Linked DNA regions of Homo sapiens: region 2 is linked to region 1. The links are chromatin loops, found by intact Hi-C in ENCODE. Cell type or tissue: PC-3. All regions are shown on one strand.

Evidence for each region. A loop is a pair of places that touch in the nucleus more often than their neighbours do. Peaks named below come from ENCODE experiments on the same cell type or tissue, not always from the same donor. Only the 100,000 strongest peaks of a DNase experiment are listed, where the experiment ranks them.
Region 2: it touches region 1 in a loop (16-fold over the local background); 56 of 110 quality-filtered maps call a loop at or near these places.

The regions. Positions count from the first base shown.
Region 1 is chr2:29,919,131-29,927,130 of GRCh38, forward strand. It overlaps ALK (ALK receptor tyrosine kinase), which reads right to left and starts at 2,456. Exons shown (of 29, transcript NM_004304.5): 1 at 863-2,456. The coding sequence starts at 1,529. In PC-3, a CTCF peak has its summit at 4,177 (motif pointing right); DNase peaks (open chromatin) are centred at 2,621 and 4,181; H3K4me3 peaks cover 2,058 bases; H3K27me3 peaks cover 1,073 bases.
Region 2 is chr2:30,022,346-30,030,345 of GRCh38, forward strand. No RefSeq gene overlaps it. Among named protein-coding and RNA genes, the nearest start is that of ALK, 100 kb to the left of the region's middle. RefSeq lists an enhancer at 3,637-4,137. In PC-3, CTCF peaks have their summits at 4,288 (motif pointing left) and 4,491; a DNase peak (open chromatin) is centred at 4,006; H3K4me3 peaks cover 984 bases; H3K27ac peaks cover 1,992 bases.

The DNA of each region.
Region 1 (8,000 bases):
CTCCAGCAGGGAGATCTGCAGTGAAACAAGCTGCCAGAGACTATCATCAAGAGCTGCTGCTGCAGACGTTCAAGCTAAGAATCAGAGGGGAAAGGAGGAGTGGGGAAAGGTAAGAAAAGCAGGAAAACCAACGATGGTTTCTCCCTGGCTTCATAGTGACTCCCCAAAGGAAGACAATCTTGACAACTTTCCTTCCTTCCTCCACACCTCCCTCCTGTCCTCTGTTCCTTAGTTTCTCTGGGGCTTTCCCAACAACATGTAAGAGAAAGGATGAGTCGAGAGTGCATAGCAGACTGGGTGGGGGTGGGAGGGGGAGAATAAATAAATAAAGAAGAGACAATCCCTGGCAATACCTGCCCAAGCCAACGTTTGGAATGGGGACAGTTGGGTGAGATTCAATAATATGAAGAGAAATTCTATATTCCCTGAGAAGGTACCATATTTCCCAAATCTGTGCTGGCCAGGAACAAGAGGGAGAGAAGGGCAATAGTTTTGACATCTACTACTAAGCTTGGAACCTGGAAGTAATCGGGGCATTTCAACTGTCCCGGGGCCCAGGAAGAGGGGCGCCCAATTTTGTCTCGGACAGCGTATAAGTCCAGAGAAGAAGGCGCTCTGCCAAGAGTATGAAACTTTTCCCCCAACTTGGTTGCTAAAGAGGAAGGAAGACCCCTGAACTGCGTTCAGGGAGAAAACAAGAAACTACGGTCTGATTCGGGAAGGAGGTTTGCGGGAGGAAGGAGGGCGATGAAGCAGAGCTGAGGTTTTAGAAAGTGGGGTGGAAGTGAAGATTATTTAATGGTTGCATATCAATGTGACTAAAAACACTAAATCCCGGCACACTCAGGCGGGAGCTGCTCACCAGTCCCGAAGATCTGGAAGAGAAGGCGGGGCTGGGAGGCGCGAATTGCCGCGGACAGCCTTCCCTCTCTGCCCACTTCCGACGCCTTCTTCTCGGGCATCAGGCGGATCCTCAGTCGCCCTTCGCCTTGGCGAATCCACCAACTGAACAGCTCGCTGAGATTGAACTGGAGCAGCCCCACAGCCGCCTCCCCGGGGGGCCCGACGCAACCCTCCAAGATCGCCTCCTCGCCCAGCTCCAGCACCAACTGCTTGGCACGCCGGAGCTTGCGCACGGAGCCGCCCTTCAGCACCCTGGACAGCGTCCGGGCCTCTGCCGGGGCTGGTGAACCGGCGGTCCAGGAGACCCCCGGCGCCGGCCCCAGCAACCTGAGCAGCGGGGCGCAGTCCAGAGCTAGCGAGCCGCGGGCCTCGGGCCTGCCAGCCTTCAGCTCCGAGGAGGATGGTGGCAGCAGTAGGTCCCGGGCGTAGACACGGAAGAGCGAGGGCACCACGAAGTCAACTGCCAGACTCTTCCTCTGCAGGCGCGAGTAGCTGAGTGGCTCCCGGGGCTGCAGCGGCGGCCCCGCAGCTGGGGAGCCCGCGCGCTGGCCGGTCCCCATCCCGGAGCCCACAGCTGCCGTGGAAAGCAGCAGCGGCAGGAGCCACAGGAGCCCGATGGCTCCCATCCCGCCGGAGGAGGCCGTTTACACTGCTCTCCGGGCCCAGCCTCACCCTTCGCTCTCCCCGAGATGGGAAGAGGCTCTGAACAGTCCTTGGTACCCAGCGGCTCCTTCCACCTGATCTCCAGAGGACTGTGCGTGCGCGCAAGTCTCTTGCTTTCCCCCAACTGCACGGAGGCGAGCAGGAGTCTAAATGAAACAGACCTGGAAGCTCAGGGGCGAGTCCAGAGACACTCAAGCACACTGGGCTCACTGGCTGGGACCTTGAGCCTCCCGCTCTCCGCGCCGAGTGCCGCGCCCCCGTCTGTAGCTCGCTGCGCTCGGTACAGAGGAACTACTATGGTTGAAGGGAGGTGGCAGTTGGGTACCGTCCTCTCCTGCCCCCCGCAGTCGGAGCTGGGGTCTGTCCCCTCTCGGGGCAGCCTCCAATCTCTGCAACTTTTAAGGCTGAGAACGGCGGCTCCCAGCTGCTGCACGCTGTCCTGGCCGCCTTTTGCGTTCCTTTTGGCTCCTCCAAGCTCTTCTGCCCGGTCTGGGCGGGAACCGAGGGCGGAGGCTGCCGTCTTGCGCACCCTCAAGCTATCTCTCCGCTGCGGGAAGGCTTCGGACTGTCTGCCTGCTGAACTTCTGGGCGTGAATCCCAGCCCCCGCGCTGCGCAAGTTTGCAGCGTCCTTGCTCTCACCGGCGCCTCGGCTCCTCAGAGTTCGCAGGCACTGGAGCGGCCCCGGCGGCAGCAGCTGAGGGCGTTCAGGGCAGGGGCGCCCGAAATCTTGCCGCCCCCTCCTCACCCATCATCAGCGCCCGCGGCTTTGGGTGGCCGACCAGAGGGCGGCCGGAAAGCACCTCGGTGCCCCGCGACCCTCCGAACAGAGGCGGCGGGAGGTACCAGCTGCTACCACCGCTGCCGCCCCCAGAGCCGCTGGATCGCATCTGCCTGGGCGCCCGCCACTTGCAGCTGGCTGAGCCGCGCGAGCGCGCGCAGGGAGGGGGCGGGGCCCGGAGGGGGCGGGGCTCACAAGCCAACTCCGCGCTGCTGCCCGACCCACGCAGTCCGGCCTCGCCCCGCCCCACCCGCACCCTCCAACCAATGGCGTGGCTCGATCGGCTCCTATGCAAATCTGCAGAGGCCTCGGCATTCATTGAGAAAAGGAGTGAGCCCGCCCCACCCTCCCTCTGTTCCCTCTCCAGTCTCTTGTTCTTCCCCTCCTCTAGATTCCCTGCCCTATTTCTCTGCAGTGTGAAAGGGAGCAAATGTGAGAACTGGAAGAGGCCTTTGCAATCAAGCACTCTCCCTAATTATACATTTAAGAGATTAAACGGGTCCGACTTCGGAAAAACAGGTTCCAGAATAAAACTGGAGGAGAGGGGAAGGGAGGGGGGAGTGGGAAGGGAGGAGGAAGTGGGGAGAGGGTGGCAGCGCGACACTGGCAAATCTGAGAACAGCTTGTATTAAGGCCCTGAGACAGAATATTTTCTGACCCATCTATTATTTGAATGCATTCCTGGGAGCTTAGGAGTCCTGCCGTCCACACAGGAGAATTTGGGAATAGGGGGGCAGAGAGGGATGGATGGTCTTGGTCTGGCAGAGTTGTTCTGCAGCTACAACAAATACCTTTCAGACCCCTGTCAGTCGCTCTGTTTTCTCAGAATGGTGTCTGAACATGTGTAACCTCCCCTAGTCTCTGTAAGGCAAACATTTTAATTCCAGATTTACAGATGCAGAAACTGAGTTGCAGAGCATTTAATTGTTTGCCCACAATCTTGGGAATGAGGGTTCAGAACCTTAGGCCTTTTTTACTCACCTGTAATGGCTGTACCTCTCCTCTCCCTTTCCTTTCGTCTCTCCTGAGCTGCCAACACAGAACTCATAATAGCTGTTTTTATAACAAGTGGTTCACTAGATCCTCAGACAAAACTACCATCTTTGGGTCACACAAATCCCCTTGATTCCTTCTTAAAGGCTGGTTGTCAGGCCTTGGGCTGACTGTTGAAGCTAAGAATAAGGCAAGATCCTCTCTGGAGCTCACGGCCTGTCGGGTAGCACAGGAGTTTTCTCACAGGATCAGAGCACAGTGTCACATTGAACCTCCCTCACTGAGCTCCTGGGGGCCGCAGTAACTTGCCTACCACCCCACAGGAGATAGTGGCCAGGTGGAACCTCTGTTCTCCTAGGAGCTGGGCCTTTCCAGCTTTGTGGCAATGCCTTGGCAAGTGGAAGACCCAGTAACAAAGGAATATTGATTCTCGGAATGGCTTTCTTCCTGCTCTATGTTTGGCAACTCACTTAATTTGACAGGCATCTGCCCTCTCTCTGGAAGTCACACTGGATACACTGACTTTACAAGTTTCAGGGCAAAGAATTATCTCACCCGAGAAGAAAATATGCTCCTATCTTGGTGGAGGAAGGGTGGAAAAGAAAGAAAAGAGGGAGGAAAATGCTATGGTAGTTAATACTTTCCTGGTACAATATATGTTTGATTTTCATCAGATTTTTCTGACATACCTACTGGAAGAGGAATTTTTATTTGAAATATGAAAAAAGACTAAAACTCCAGCCTTTCCCTATTTCTCTATACAATTCTTGACCAAAGGCATTACTGACTCCAGTTAATTTGTCAGTTAACTGTGAATCGTCTGCTGCACCCAATGGCCACTAGGGGGCTGCAGAGACTTGAAACTTTAAATGAGCTGCCAGGGTTTAACGTTCTCTAATAATACCCCTGTCCATTGCTTTTGCACCTCATAGACACAAGAGTCTCAATTAATTCTCATGATTTATACATTGTCTCAAACTTTTCCCAAGGAAAAATAAGTGCCTTTCCCTGTAGATTAAATGACACTAAATCTCAAAAAATTTCTTCTTTTTTAGATAATTTTTTTTTAAAGGAGGCAGGAATTAATACTGATAGTCTACCAGGCACGAATGTATGCATCTGTAGACATGTGGGTGTCTAACACATCACACAGTTTTTTTGGGAAAGGGTATATGTTATTATTTCTATTACAGAGATAAAACAGCTAAGGCTCAGAAAGGCAAAATAATTTGCCCAAGGTAAAACAGCAAGCAAATAACAGAGTTGGAATTCAAACCGCTGACTCTTTTCCTCCAACATTTACACAACCCACTGAGAAAAGTTAGGACCTTAACTCATGCCCAAATTTATAATTTTAACACCCCATCCTACATAATTTCCATCAAAAGGATGGGAGACGGGAAAATGAATTTAAGAGCACATAGGGGAAATAGACAGAAAGATGAAAAGTGTGAGAATGATTGCTAACACATCTTGTGCACTTATTATGATCTATTTCAAAAAGACTTTCATTCACTATCTCATTTCATATTCCCAGTAACACTCTGAGGAAAAGTAATAGTATCTCTTTTCTACAGATCACAAATAGAAGCTCAGGGAGGTTAACTCCCCGACAAAGCTACACAGGTAACTAGAGCTGAACCTGGATACCTGACTAAGAAGTTCATGCTCTTAAATTCTGGGTGATCTCCCGCATGTTCTCACTCATAGGTGGGAATTGAACAATGAGAACACATGGACACAGGAAGGGGAACATCACACTCCGGGGACTGTTGTGGGGTGGGGGGAGGGGGGAGGGATAGCATTAGGAGATATACCTAATGTAAATGACGAGTTAATGGGTGCAGCACACCAACATGGCACATGTATACACATGTAACAAACCTGCACATTGTGCACATGTACCCTAAAACTTAAAGTATAATAATAATAAAATAAAATAAAATTTCTGGGTGATCTCACAATAGAGAAAATGGGATGAGGTAAAATGGATTGAGATGAGCCAAGATCAACAGAGGAAGAAGCTGAAAGGCCAAATCAGAGAGATGGGGAGTGGAAGTGGCAGACATAGATTCTGACATAGATACTGGAATCCCCAAGGAGACAATTAGGTGGGCTGCTCTGTGTCACCTTGCAGATGACTTGGGCCATTGGGCTGGGGGAGGAGGAATGTGAGTTGACCATGTACCAAGAGAGGAAGTGGCCAAAGAGGACACTGAGACCACCAACAACCTCCTCAGGAAATTCCCAATTTCTGGAAAGGGCAAAGTGAACAACTCAGTCAAGGAGGTACATAAATTCTCTATAAGAGAAGTAATAATAAAAATGACATGAGAAATTCAGCAATGTGACTTAAGGTAAAACATATCTCACAACTGCAAAATCTGATTGGGACATATAGGATCAAGTTAGGCATTTTGTTGGTCAACAGATACTCCTCGTGTACCTAATGTATACAGGATGTTGTTCTATGTTCCAGGAATTTTTTGCTCTGGACAAAATAAAAGGTCCTTCACCTTAAGAAGCTTACACTCTAATGATGAGAAACAGATAATAAATGTGCAAGCACATAAAGTAATTTAAGATAATAATAGTTGCTATAAAAAACAAAATAGGGCCATGCGGTAGATGACTTGGGACAGCAGGTGCGGGTGCTGTCCTAGCTCTACCTTCATAGTTGAAGAAGTCCTCTTTAAGGAGGTTACAGTTAAGTCCTGATTGGTGGGAAAGAGGCAGTCATGAAAAGCTTTCGAGAAAGAACGTTCTAAGCAAAGGAATATCACAGGCAATGGTCCTGAGATGAGAATAGCTTTGCATGTCCAGTAGACAGTAAGAAATCAATCTGGCTGGAACATAGTGAACAGAAGACAGAAAGGTGGAGGGGCAGCCAAGGTCTAGATCTTCTACAGTTGGATAGGCCATGGTAACAAGTTTGCATTTTGATTGCAATGGGAAGACACTACTTTAGCGGAAAGTCTCATACTCTGATTTATGCTGTAGACTTGCACTGTTTAATATGGTAGCCATTAGTCATATGTGGCAATTGAACACATGAAATATGCCTCATCCAAACTCAAATGGGCTCTAAGTGTAAAGTACACACCACATTTCTAATGTTTATTATGAAAAAAATATATAAAATCCCTCCTTAGTATTTTTCATATTGAATACATGTTTAAATGATAATATTTTGGGTATATCAGGTTACATAAAATATATTATTCAAGTTAATTTTACTTTATTAAATTAATTTTACTTTAGTTAATGTAGCTAGTATTCTGGGCTTGGTCAAGAGTTTTAACCTCTTGGCCTTATCTCTCCTGTTTAAAAGTGGATTATAATCTATTTCTGACAAAGTTGTCGTGACAAATATAGCAAATGTGAAAATTCCTAAGGGCATGATAGGTACCCTTACCTTCGCTAAGCTAAAGCAAGTCAATAATCATGGTCAAATGTCAAAAATAAAGACAGGATACAGTTGTATTCTGGCTGGGGGAAACCACGTGTTATATGAGAGAGACAGAGATTGAGAGAGAGAAGAGGAAGAAGAAGAAGAGGAAGAGGAAGAAGAAGGAGGAGGAGGAGGAGCAGCAGCAGCAGGAGCAGGAGCAGCAGCAGCAAGCAGGAGGGAGGTGAGGAGGAGAAGGGGGATAAAAAGGCAAGAGACAAATCAATAAGTAGACCTGAAACTAGATATCAGAGTATACTTATTGCTAAGGCATTTGGAAACCCATGACCAAAGGAACTTACCCTGGGCCAAGAGCAAGAATTGGCACCCAGAAGAAACATTCAAATGAACCAAGACTTGTGTTCAGGAAAGTAGATTTTCATCCCAGCCTTTCTTCTCAGAGGTTCTGTGACTTTGGGAAAACCTTTGGCTTATCCAGACTCCTGTTTCAAATTAGAAGAAAGGACCAAGTATAGTCTTTAAGATACAAGTCTGAAATCCTCTGTGAAATTCTTCAAGTGGCCAAAAGGTCTCATTCAAGACCGGGGACCGGAGGTGACAGGTACTAGAAGAAGACTGTGAGTTTCCAGCACAACCAGGAAGAGAGCTGGGCCCCAATGCTGCAGAGAGGAAAAACCAAACCAGGATTTCTTTTAAAATATGCTCTGCCACATGGCAAGCCTGAGCTCTGAATCTGTAGCCTGACACTGCTGACCAGTCACATACAAGATATCTTGTAAGGATCGACATGCTAAGAGGAGGGTAGTTAAAGTCATTAAATATTAATTTAAGCACCTACCATATGCTTTGCTGTATGTGATGTGCCATGGAGAGAGACCATGGTGAATAAGACAGTCTAAGTTCCACTTTTACACTGTTGGTGGGAGTGTAAATTAGTTCAACCATTGTGGAAGATAGTGTGGCAATTCCTCAAGGATCTAGAACTAGAAATACCATTTCACCCAGCCATTCCATTACTGGGTATATACCCAAAGGATTATAAATCATGCTGCTATAAAGACATATGCACACGTATGTTTCTTGCAGCACTATTCACAACAGCAAAGACTTGGAACCAACTCAAATGTCCATCAATGACAGACTGCATTAAGACAATGTGGCACATATACACTATGGAATACTATGCAGCCATAAAAAATGATGAGTTCATGTCCTTTGCAGGGACATGGATGAAGCTGGAAACCATCATTCTC
Region 2 (8,000 bases), 100 kb after region 1:
GCTCATGGTCACATAATGAGTGGTAAAAGTGTGGATTTAAAACTAATTTCAATTCTGTCTGCTCAGAATTCATGCTTTACATCATTATACCATGCTGCTTCTGTGGCTCACTCCCAAGCTTAGTCTTTACCACCAATTGGCAATTTCCAGGGTAGCTTTGAAAGGAGACATGTGACCAGCATGGTGCCCAGATCGCAGTCAGTGTTTGTAGAGCAAACAAATAAGCTACTGCACCCCATCTCCTATTTTTCAGTTAGCTAATTTGCATTCAAAGTGTCCGTTTCTGTTTGGGTGTCACTTCCTTCCAGAAACTTCCTCTGACCACACAGGCTGGGTTAGGATGCCTCTTCTGTGTGTCTATGGGAAACTGTGCATAGAGCTATTCTTGTACTTATTATAACAAACCATAATGATCTTTGTGACTTGAGAGCTCGCTCATGGCTTCTCACGTCTGAACCCTTCTTTCTCTTCCTCTGCTCCTCTCCCTCCTAGCCCTGGTTGGTCCCCCTGAGCAGGGTTATTATGTCCTCCAGATGGGATCAGACCCACTCACTCATTCTCTAAGGCCTGCTGTGCACACCAGGCAATGCAGTCAGCTCCTTCACCACCAACATCCTGTCTTGCAGAGCCCACAGCCCAATGGAGGAGCAAGATGAGAGACAAGGAATCAGACTGGAAGCATAAAATAATTCCAGATTGCAAAGACAAATATAAATAGAAAAGAGTGATAAGGCATGGGATATCTACTTATCATAGGCTGGTCAGAGAAGTATGTTTTGAGACAGTGATGTTTAGGCTGAAACTGAATGATGAGAAGGAGCCAGCCATGGCACGACAGCAAAACAGCACACCTTCCAAGCAGAGGGAACAACACATACAGAGGTGGCATAAAGCTTGTGTTCTAGAAATCAAAAGAAAGCACATGGCTGGAGTGTATGAGCTGCTGGGGACATGGCTTAATAATGCTGGAGGGATAGATTAGAAATAGATCTCACCAGGCATGTGGGCCATGGCAAGGAGTTTAGATGTGAACCTCTGGAAGGTTCTCAGGAGGGGAGAGACCATCTGCTTTTCATTTTAAGAACATCTTTCTGGCCACTGTGTGGAATAAAGTAGTAGGACACCATTGTATTGTCCAGAAGATAGATGATGATGGTGGCCTAGGCTAAGGAGATGGAAACTAGTGGAGATGGATAAGCTGGTAGATTTTATACATCATGTGATGTGGCTTTAGGCATGCGTCATTTGAGGAGTCTGCAGACATCCACGTGAAGCTGTCAGGCAGATGGAGCTTAGAGGAGAGGTCCAGGCCGGAGGTCTAATTTGAGAGCCATCAGAACACTGATGGGGTTTTAAGCTAAGGGGATAGAGAAAAGAAGTGAACCCAGGACTGAGACCTGGGCATACCAATATTGAGAACTCAGGAAGGGAGACTGAGGCAGTGGATCACAAGGTCAGGAGATCAAGACCATCCTGGCTAACACGGTAAAACCCTGCCTCTACTAAAAATACAAAAAAAATTAGCCAGGCATGGTGGCAGGTGCCTGTAGTCCCAGCTACTTGGGAGGCGGAGCTTGCAGTGAGCCGAGATCAGGCCACTGCACTCCAGCCTGGGCGACAGAGCGAGACTCCGTCTCAAAAAAAAAAAAAAGAAGTCAAGAAGAGGAGGAGCTAGGGAAGGGGGTTAGGAAGGATGGCCAGAGAGGTGGGAAGAAAACCAGGAGACCCTGGAACCACAGATCTCAAGATCAAGAGGCTTTAAGTACAAATGACCGAAAAGCATTAATATTTCTGCCCTGTGATAAATGGATCAAAAAAGATTCTGAATAAATGTTAGTGTTCTTTCCGCCTCTACCCTTAGATATTTACATGTTGATGAAGGTAAACATTTACATCAAAAAAACTGTTCTCTATTTGTGAGATTTTAGGTGTTGGCCTACACAAAGGAACATTTAGGAGAAGGGAGAAGAGTAATGATGAAATTATATCCCATGTAAAGCTAGACCTACCTTATTTATAAGTTTTGTTGCTAGGAGAGTCTTTAGAAACCACCTAGTACCCTGACTTAGACAGTAAGGCCAGCCTTGTGGCATCAATAATGAGCAGCACCTGACAAAATCACTCAAGTGCTCATAATGGGCTACTCTATGGTTGCTCTGGGGGAGGGGCCAGCACTTGTGCTTTAACAAGCCCTCCAGGTAATTCCGATGCATGCTCCAGTTTGGGAACCCCTGTATCACAAGAGCCCCTGGCCTGTTACCCCATTCATAGCTAATTGGTAATGCAGTAAGCACCACGGAATAAATAAGTCAAACCTGGAGCTGATAATCAATATAGCTTGGCAAGTCTTGGTGGCCATCGGTGACAGGACAAAGGGAGACATGCTAGGGCTTATCCCACGGCCCCTGGGAAGCCCCTGGAGGTAGCGTAGCAGCTAGGGACCCCGACTTGGTTGTACCACAGCCTCTGGGTTGTAATCCCTTGTCAAAGATTTTCCGTTTCAGTAATGCTGTTATCCTGGGGATTATGGCCAAATGGAAATACATTAAATTGTAAATCACCTTCCCCACGTGGGCCAAGAGAAGCCCCAGAAGAATTCATTAAAGTGTAATGGTACCTGCACCTGTCATTACGCACGCCTCACTCAAATAAGGCCATAGAATACAGATTATTCACCTGGAATATGGCCACGCCATAATGAGCTCCTCCAGGGTTAGCTCCTAGTGGAGAGTAGGAAAGAGTGAGGCAGCTACTTAGAGCAAAATATTTCCAGGAGTAGCAAGGATGCTGGGCTGGAAGACTTGCCCTGTCTGTACTGCTAATTCACTGCTTGTCCATGGGCAAACTGCTTCTTGTCCTGGCTCCAGTTTCCTCAACTGTGAAATAAATTGTTTCCAGTGCTTCTCAAACTTTAGAGTGCATAAAAATCACCTCAAGAGGTAGCCAGCCATTCCAGTACTCCCAGGACTGAGGGAAGTCCTGTGATATTGGCGTTTCAGTGGTAAAACCATGACAGTGCCAGGCAAACCGAGCCTAGTTGGTCACCCTACTCCTGGAGGGCTTGTTGAATCAGAGTGCTATCCCCTCACCAGGGATTCTGATTCCATGAGGGAGAGGAGGAAGCAAAGGAGAGCAAGAGTTTGCTAACAAGCTCCCTGAATGCCAGGGATAGACTAGATGGTGGTTCCTAAATGCCTTTCTGCAGACAAGCTACATTAGACACACCTGAAGAGTTTGTTAAAAATACCGGTTCCTAGGTTCCAGCACCAGACATTTTTTTTTTTCTTTTTTGAGACGGAGTCTCGCTCTGTCGCCCAGGCTGGAGTGCAGTGGCGCCATCTCGGCTCACTGCAAGCTCCGCCCCCTGGAGTTCACGCCATTCTCCTGCCTCAGCCTCCAGAGTAGCTGGGACTACAGGCGCCTGCCACCACGCCCGGCTAATTTTTTTGTATTTTTAGTAGAGACGGGGTTTCACCGTGTTAGCAAGGATGGTCTCGATTTCCTGACCTCGTGATCCGCCCATCTCGGCCTCCCGAAGTTCTGCGATAACAGGCGTGAGCCACCGCGCCTGCCCTCCAGCACTAGACATTCTTACTCGATGGGGCTAGAGCTGAGTCTAGGAATCTACATTTCTAACAAGCTTCAGTGGTGATGCCCGGTGGGATTGAGAACCACTAAACTAGATCATGTGTACGGTTCCACGCAATTCAGGCATTCTATTACATTTTAAGTGTCTGTGTGCATGTCCATTTAGTAAAAGCTCCCCAAATTTGATGAACAACCCTCAATCATTTTATCTGGCTAGGATCAGTCATGCCTGGCATTAGGCATTTCCATTTTTGCCCTGAGCAAATGCAGCTGTTGGAGGAAGCGCACGGCCCTGGGAGACAGGCGTGCTCATTCAGAGTGGGCGAACACATGCGCTTACTCATGGATGCAGCTCTCATTTGCCCTCGGGGAGACGGAAGCCTGCGTCAAGGAGCTCCAGCAAGCTGCCCGGATATGAGCCTGTCACTGGGGCCTTGTTGCGGATGACTGTGCCCTGGCCTGCGTGTGTCATGCCAGGTGAAGTCAGAGAGGGGACAATAAGTGTCCCCTGTACCCAGGGTTTGGCAATCTTGCTGCGACCGTCTCATGACCCAGCAGACTACAAACAACTTGCAGTGAAATGTAATAAAAGAGTCCAGAGGGAGTGGAGCATGATGTACACCCCAGCCCTACAGAAGTGACAGCCCAGCCCCTGCGGCTGCATCAGGCTCTAAACAGAGCAGGTGCTGCCACCTCCTGGCCCCACTCAGGCTGAGCCACCGCAGTCTCCAGATGCATTTGGAATCTCAAATTGGGAATTCTGGAGATTCGGCCTCGAAAACACCCCAGAGACCATCTAACTCTTCCCACCCCATGTGCAGAAGAGGAAACTGAGCTCCCTCGATGTTGGCAGTTTTCCCCCACGTCCGACTGTGTGGCAGAGCCAGAGGCAAGCCCACCTGGTGCTCTTTTCCTAGTGCCTCACTGATCTCCTGCTGCTTTAAGCCAAACAGCTATGACCCAGTAATCCTGGCCAGAGCGGGAGCTGGGGTTTGTGGTGAGATCTGAGCAAGGAGAGAGGCTTGGCTGCTACTCGGTCCTGTGCCAGCTTGCCTCCTCCATGCCTAACCTTTGAAGATGAACCGAGACCCACCTTTGGAGATGAACAGAGACCCTGGTCAGGGAAGAACACTTGCCACTTCTCAGAGAGAAAGAAATGCTCCACGAATACATCACTTCAAATAGTAGTCTCCATAGCAGACAAGCATCACGTGGAAAAGAGACCCTACTTCCTTGAAACAAAACCACCTTGAGTGTGCAGATTCTTTGTTGCTGTTGTTCTTGAAAAGTCGTCTAGGACCATAGCAAACACCCCTGTAGCAGAAACCAGCAACCTGCAGAGATGGGGTGTGCCCAGCAGAGCTGTGTAGAATGTCAAGGCTTGGGGGTAAATGAAATTAAAAGAGGAAAAGGAGAAGGTAGAGAAGAGGAAAAAGCAAAAGAGGGAATAGAGAGAAGGAAGGACAGGATGGACAGATGAATGCACTGAGTACCAACCTGAGCCAAAGACTGCTAACCCTTGCTTCAATAAGTCTCTCATTCATCAAACATTTTTGGATGCCTACTCTGCCCAAGGCATCCTGCCTGTACCCAGAGTGGACACGACAAGTAATCTCTTACCCCTGCTTTCAAAGAATGTATCAGATAAAGCATGTGGAAAAGAAATCTTTCCAAGCCAGTGTGATATGAAGTAGAAGGTGATGGATGTTGTGAGAGGGAAGACTCCTGACTATGCAAATCCAGAGGAGGGGCAAAGAGGGGAGAAATAGAAGAAGGTGGTGTCATTTCATCAAGGCTCCAAAATCATGAGAAGAATGGGGGCATGCAAAGATGAAATGTAGGGCATTTCAAGCATAAAACAAAGAAAAGGCATGAACTGGACACGGAGGAAAAGTGGTTATGGAGAAGACAGCAGTTGCATCTGGCTAAAATGCAGGTGCAAGAAGGGACACACAGGCAATAGGTGGAAAAGGCAGGTGGGGCCAAGTCGAGGAGCAGGTGGTAAAGTGAACTTGAATGCCAAGTTAACTGTTCCCTCGGCATCAGGGAGTCCCTGCAGGCTCCAAAACAAGACAGGGGCATAATCAACTGTTCCGGATGCTGCAGGGCAAAAGAGCACTCAGTATGAACTCTGCAGCGTGAGGAATGGGGGAGCTTGAGTTAGGGGGAAGAGGGGTGCCCCATCCACCGGGATTTTATTTTGCAACTCAAAGTGCTGAACAACATATCCCAGTGTTCATATTGCTGGATTATATCTGCCAGTTTCTGCTTCCTGTGCACTCACTGCCAGGCTTTCTCCTCTCTGAGCTGCTCTAGAGAACAATAATAACATCCTCTGCTTCCCACTGGCCTGCATTCTGTTCTGCTGTCTGAACAATGCATGTGTCTTTGCTCCTCGATGGATGAGGCTTGTATTTCTGATTCAAATTCACAATAAAGTCAAAAGCAATTGTGCTGGAGCTGCTGGTGGGTCCAATGATCACTACCTTGGATAGAGACTGGGGACTCCCTTGTTCAAGCCCCTACGATGAAGACACATTGGACTTCTCCAGTTCTGTCCCTCCCCGGAACTTGTAACACAGTGGCACTGAACAATCAGAGCAATTAACAAAATGCTCAGAATGTACAGAAAGGAGATGAAGGAAGTTCAGCATTGCAGTTGGTGGGGGCTCCTCCCATCACAATCGATTCATCAAACAAACTTGCCAACTCTCTAAACTTTAATTTCAAATGACTGGGTCCCTTTGTGCACAGACAGATAATCAAATTCAGTATGTTGGAAACATGTTTCAGTCTTTTCTGGGTTGTTATTTTTTTTTTCAATTTTAAACAAATAAGAGCTCTTTCCAAGGCAGTGTTTTATTTCCTTTGCTTCACAGCCTGATTAATGATAGGCTCAGCCCCACAAAAAGCCAAGGGAAGAGAGGAAAATAAATGTGAAGGCCCAGCCATTTAAGTCCTCTCCTGGCCTTCCAAGAGAGGTTTAATACCCACCGACCACTCCGGGGTACAAATCTGAGCTGGATGCCATGGGTTGGCATGGGGTGAGCCTGAGTCTATGGCTGAGCTAATTATGCTTTTCAGCCTGGGCTAGGCATTGTCTTAAGAAACCAAGTGGAAATCACCAGGATTCTACAAACCCCCAGATGTTCACTTTGAGTTTCTGCCCTTTGATGGTACAAAGAGTGATGGACATGGAGTCAGAAGGCCTGGGTTTGGGACCCAGATCTACTCTTTACTGGAGGTGGGACTTTAACCAAGTCCCTTCCGTCTCCAAACTGAGGCCAGGCCTCAGTCTCCTCAAGTGTGAAGCAGGAATAATGATGTCCACTTCAAAATGTTTAAAAGGAGCTGGTACCACATCATCTCTTACAGAGAGACTCCTTGGTAGGACCCCCCAACCCCAGAAGCTCCCCTGAGCTATGTACATCTTGTAGGGCATGGATATGGCTGGAACCAAGGGCTCAGGAAAGGGAGTGACATCTCTGGGTTAGAAATAAAGAATTTCTGGCCGGGTGCGGTGGCTCACGCCTGTAATCCCAGCACTTTGGGAGGCCGAGGCGGGCGGATCACCTGAGGTCAGGAGTTCGAGACCAGCCTGCCAAACATGGTGAAACCCTATCTCTACTAAAAATACAAAAAATTAGCCAGGCATGGTGGCAGGCCCCTGTAATCCCAGCTACTTGGGAAGCCTAGGCAGGAGAATCACTTGAACCCCGGAGGCAGAGGTTGCAGCGAGCCAAGATCGTGCCATTGCATTCCACCCTGGGCAACAAGAGTGAAATTCCATAAAAAGAAGAAAGCAAGAAAGCAAGAAGGAAGAAAGGAAGAGAGGGAGGGAGGGAAGGAAGGAGGGAAGGAAGGAAGGAAGGAAGGAAGGAAGGAAGGAAGGAAGGAAGGAAGGAAGGAAGGAAGGAATTCTAACAGAAAAGGCAGTGAAAAGCAAGAGGCACAGAGGAGAGGGAAGAGCCAGAGGCTGTGATGGGCAGGACACAGCCTCCTCATTCCCCATCCCACCCCACCTGACAGCACTATGCCTCTTATCTACAGCAAATTGCTAAACTAATAAAACATGTCACATGTTTAAAGTGGAGTGTGCGGGTGTGTGATGAGACTGCTCTTTGCATCCAGCAATCCAATGCAGCTTAGAACCATAAGTCTGTGAGAATTTGCAGAAACCATGAGGACAGGCTTAAGTCTCTCCCAGGCTGTGGAGACTCCTGGTGACATCTGTGTGGTGTTACCATTGCTACAATAACAACACATTAGGAACGTTTCATTCAAATGGTTACACTTCCAAAGAACGGGCTTACACTTAGAATCTTGATCCATCTTTGTTCCATCCTGGGCCATTCCCTGGTGAACACAGCATGGCTGGGACATGGACATGGTAGAATTGGGAGCCTCATTTT